Linked DNA regions of Homo sapiens: region 1 is linked to region 2. A link is an interaction called in ENCODE POLR2A ChIA-PET data of the cell type or tissue named here. Cell type or tissue: CD4-positive, alpha-beta T cell. All regions are shown on one strand.

Region 1 (2,500 bases), 200 kb before region 2:
CCTTCAATGGTCTGGAAAATTGTGTCAAAATGTCAACCTGATATCAAATACATCTTATATGAAATAGATTATTGAGGTGCTGTGAAGTAGCCTTGGATAAATATGGTCAAGAACAAACTGCCTCTTCAATATCAGGAACTTCCTGCTTTAGAAAGTATCTGAAAAACTGCCTCAGTTTGCCTATAAATCCTAGCACAGCAATAGTTTACCTGACAATTGGACATTTTAAATACCACATCAGAAGTCCAGTGAAATGCATTTTAATAAGTCACAGGATACCCCAGCTTTCTTCTAATATAAGAAGTAAATTAAAAAAAAAAAAAGCAGCCTGGGCAACATGGGAAAACCCGGTCTTTACAAAAAATACAAAAATTAGCCGGGCATAGTGGTGTGTGCCTATAATCCCATCTACTCGAGAGGCTGAGGTGGGAGGATTGCTTGAGACTGGGAGGTCAGGGCTGCAATGAGCCATGATCGCGCCACTGCACTCCAGCCTGAACAACAGATCCAGACCCTGTCTCAGAAAAAATAACAATAAAAAAAAGAAAGAAAGAAATGAGAGTAAATGTTTTCTCATTCTGTCCTTCTCTTCTCCTTCTTTGCTTGTCTCTTCTCTCTCCCTTTTCTTTTCTTCTCTTCCTCTTTTTCTTCCCTTTCCCTATTTAATCTCAGTCATGCGATCGCCAGTGAGGCTAGAAAGTTTTAAGTTTAGTTCTCCTAGTGTTTGAAACACAAGCTGAAGTGAAGGCCCTTGTTATAACTGGGAAATTAGCCTCCAGCCTCTCTAAAATTGGAAGTGCAGAGAGAGAAGGGAAAGTGAACAAGTATCTGTTTCTTCTTCCCTCTCCCGCTCCAGCCCCTCCCCCTTAGTTCTCCAACCCGGGCCTCACTATAGGTCAAAATGAATGCAGCTGCCCAACACTGTGATGCGAGCTCGTTCACACTGACGGACACTTTTCTCATGTTCACGTGGTAGGTCACAGAGCAGTAGGGGAAAGGGAAGTGGTGATGCAGTATCTACTACCTACGCTAGGGGTAGGGGACCAGAAAGTTGCTAGGGGAAAAAAAAATATTCGAACAGTGAAATGGAGCGTGTAACAAAGTGGAGGAGAGTGACTCTTTGAACCGCTATGGTGGCAGGAAGAGCAAATCAGGTGCTGTGTTACAAAAGAACAGGGAAAAAATGTACAAGTGAGATGGTATATATCCAAGTTATTTGAAGACCCTGAAATCCTTCAAATATTAGAGATTATAGCTATGATGCTAAATGCCTTAGGGACTTTCAGAAGAGCTTGTATATTTAAAAGGGGTGCAAAACCTCGAAAATTTATAGGCATCCTAGAAAGTCCCCCAACAGAAACTCTGAAACCTGCATCGAGACTTCCCATTTTACAGTACAAGGAAGGTGGGGGTAGGGGATGGGGTGGTTTCCACCGGGCCCAGCAAAAAAAAGCAGAAAGGTCACCTCCTCCCAATCTGCAAGTATCTGAAATCCCCTCATGGAGGATTGTGACATGAGGCTGAAAGACTCAGAGCACACAGGATGAGACCTCAGGCCAGAGCCAGGTCAGCTCAGCTCGCAAAAGAAGGGTGGGAAGTTCCTACTCTGGTGCTGCTGGCACACCATCCCCCAGAATGGAGGCAGGAGTGGGAGGCAGGCTGCCTGGCAGAACTAGGTGGAGAGGGAAGAAAATGGCCTGAGAATGCTGACTAGATTTGAGTATTTGATGTCTGAAGGGGATTTGGGGTGAGGCAGGGAACAAATGACTTGAAAAGAAAACCACGAAGGCAGATGAAAGACACAAGATAGAAGAGGGGAGGCTAACTATAAGAAAGTGATTGTGGGCAGGTTGAGAGATAGCCATTGGGACAAAAGAAAGTGGTCAGTGAGGGCGAGGAAGGAAGAAATCAGCCTCAGAAGGAGCAGAATTCACACCAGTCTGAAGCCCAAATCTGAAATAGATTCACACATTATTCAAGCCCAAGAGTTGTGGTTTGGGGTGCCCTTATATGGGGCTGGGGGGAGGTGGCAGGAGGGGTTCTTTTTAAATAAATGAACCATAAATGATTCAAAAGATTTTTTTAACTTTTTATTATGAAAAATTGAGCATACAAAAAAGTAAGCAGAATATAATAATGACCTTCATGTACCCAGTACTCTGATCCAACAATTGTCTAATCCTGGTCAATCATGTCATTCAACCACAGCCATTTTCCCGCTTCTCATATTAGTTTTTTTTTTTTTTTTTTTAATTATTGTAGTAATGGCTGGGCACGGTGGCTCACACCTGTAATCCCAGTACTTTGGGAGGCTGAGGCGGGCCGATCACAAGGTCAGGAGTTTGAGACCAGCCTGGCCAACATGGTGAAACCCCATTTCTACCAAAAATACAAAATTATCTGGGTGTGGTTGTGCACACCTGTAATCCCAGTTACTCAGGAGGCTGAGGCAGCAGAATCGCTGGAACCCGGGAGGCAGAGGTTACAGTGAGCTGAGATC
Region 2 (2,500 bases):
GAAAACCCTGACTAATACAGATTAGCTATGTATTAGGTAATACATAATGCCTAATACATAACTAATATATGGACAGGAAGTTAATAGACTGACTGTGCCACCTTAAAACTCGTATGTTGAAGCCCTAACCTCCAACGTGGTGGTATTGGGAGATGGGCCTTTTGGAAGGTAAGTGTGTTTGAATGAGGTGAAGAGGTTGGGGACTTCGTGATGGGATTATTGTCCTTACAAGAAAAGACACCAGAGAGCTTGTTCTGTCTCTTTGGGCCATGTGAAGACATGGTGAGAAAGCAGCCAGCTGTAAGCCAGAGAGTCCTCACCAGAACCTAACCATGCTGGTGATATCCTCATCTCAGACTTCTAACCTCCAGAACTGTGAGAAAATAAACTTCTTTGTTTAAACCACCTAGTCTGGTATTTTGTTACGGCAGCCTGAGCAGACCAATATAGATTGTATAAATTTCAGTTTGTTTAAAAGGACAGGCCGGGTGTGGTGGCTCACGCCTATAATCCCAGCACTTTGGGAGGCAGAGGCGGGCGGATCACAAGGTCAGGAGATCGAGACCATCCTGGCTAACACAGTGAAACCCCGTCTCTACTAAAAATACAAAAAATTAGCCGGGCGTGGTGGCGGGTGCCTGTAGTCCCAGCTACTCGGGAGGCTGAGGCAGGAGAATGGCCTGAACCCGGGAGGCGGAGCTTGCAGTGAGCCGAGATCGTGCCACTGCACTCCAGCCTGGGCAACAGAGCGAGACTCCGTCTCAAGAAAAAAAAAAAAAAAAAAAAAAAGTAAAGGACAACTAATGAATCAAGGAAGACTTTATGGGAAAAAGTAAGATTTAACATGCTCTAAATAGAAAAATGGTTTGCTTTTTTTTTTTAAGGTTTAACGTGTTTATCATGGTTGGCAGCTAAGTAGAGGAAGAGCCAAGTCCAGAATCTAACATTTGGACTTCCCCTCATTTAAACAGTGGCGTTTTGCCACGTTGCCCAGACTGGTCTCAAACTCCTCAGCTCAAACAATCTGCCCACCTCGTCCTCCCAAGATGCTGGGATTACAGTCATGAGCCACTGCAGCCAGCCTACATTTTTAAATGGTTGGAAAATCAAAAGATTATTTGATGACATGTGAAAATGGTATAAAACTGTGAAATCTATTGTCCATAAGTAAAGTTTTCTTTGAACACATCCATGCTCACTCGTTAACTTATTTTCCATGGCTGCTTTCATGCTGCAACTGCAGAGTTGAGTATTTCCAACAGGTCATGTTTTTGCAATGCCTAAAACATATACTCTCTGGCATTTTACAGAAAAATATTGCTAATTCCTTTGTATTCTGTAGAAGAATACAAAATAACATGGAAATAACCACATAATTATGTTGCTTCTTGTATTCTCCACTATATAAACTCCTAGAAGTGGAATTCTTGAGTCATGTCACATTAGAAAATTTAGGCCAGGCACTAATTTAGGCTCATGCCTGTAATCCCAGCACTTTATAAGACTGAGGCTGGAGGATCACTTGAGCCCAGAAGATTGAGGCTGCAGAGAGCCATGATCATGCCACTACACTCCAGCCTGGGTGACAGAGAAAGACCCTGCCTCCAAAACAACAACAAAATGTAAATACTTTTTGTTGTTACTATTATCATCATCATCTTTATTTTACTTGCTGATTTTCTCCTTCACTATGTTTGGGGTTTTTTTACTCAATTTATTTTCACATTTGGTACTGTTATTACTCTGAGACTGTTGTTTTTATTTAGTGGAAGCATAATCAAGTTAAGTGAATCAGATGTGACTCCGCAATTGGCATTTTAACATCTAAATTTGGGACAGAGTCTTGCTCTGTTACCCAGGCTGGAGTGCAGTGGCTCGATCTCAGCTCACTGCAACCTCTGCCTCCTGGGCTCAAGCAATTCTCGCGCCTCAGCCTCCGAGTAGCTGAGATTACGGGCATGCACCACCACGCCTGGCTAATTTTTGTATTTTTAGTAGTAGAGACGGGATTTCACCATGTTGGCCAGGCTGGTCTCCAACTTCTGGCCTCAAGTGATCCGCCTGCCTCGGCCTCCCAAGCTTTGGGATTACAGGCATGAGCCACTGCTCCTGGCCTTAAACTTTGTTTAAAAAAAGAAATAAAGCAATGGGCCAGATTGGTTTTGACACAGATTGAACAATTTAAACATTTATTGCTCAAAAGATTAATGAAGATCATGGGCCACTAATCTGCTTCAGACAAACTGTTAAACCAGTTTTTAAAAAACTAAATTGAACATTTTCTGAATTTATACCCCTTGCCAAGTAAAAAATAATACACATACATTCCAAAATAAATTTAATATCAGAAATTCTGTGATGTTTATGTTGCAATCCAAAAAGGTGAAAAGGTAAGATGTTGAGTTTTCCAAAAGTAAATTATAAGGTGAGCATTTTATCCTTGGCTTTTCAGCTCTCTATGGAAAGATACAATCCATTAATAGTCATAGACCTGCTGACT

Evidence for each region. ChIA-PET counts read pairs that join two places held together with the same protein. Peaks named below come from ENCODE experiments on the same cell type or tissue, not always from the same donor. Only the 100,000 strongest peaks of a DNase experiment are listed, where the experiment ranks them.
Region 1: POLR2A ChIA-PET joins it to region 2 with 6 read pairs; 2 of 35 experiments call an interaction of 5 or more read pairs at or near these places.

What each region holds. Positions count from the first base shown.
Region 1 is chr3:150,384,063-150,386,562 of GRCh38, forward strand. No RefSeq gene overlaps it. Among named protein-coding and RNA genes, the nearest start is that of TSC22D2, 23 kb to the right of the region's middle. RefSeq lists enhancers at 567-816, 1,189-1,358, 1,417-1,726. In CD4-positive, alpha-beta T cell, a CTCF peak has its summit at 1,048; DNase peaks (open chromatin) are centred at 1,009 and 1,489; H3K4me3 peaks cover 683 bases; H3K27ac peaks cover 563 bases.
Region 2 is chr3:150,585,612-150,588,111 of GRCh38, forward strand. EIF2A (eukaryotic translation initiation factor 2A) reads left to right here. Exons shown (of 14, transcript NM_032025.5): 14 at 1-405. All of the region lies in intron 1 of LOC124900547 (a long non-coding RNA gene), which reads right to left. Among named protein-coding and RNA genes, the nearest start is that of SELENOT, 16 kb to the right of the region's middle. In CD4-positive, alpha-beta T cell, no CTCF peak of the experiment used is centred here; no DNase peak of the experiment used is centred here.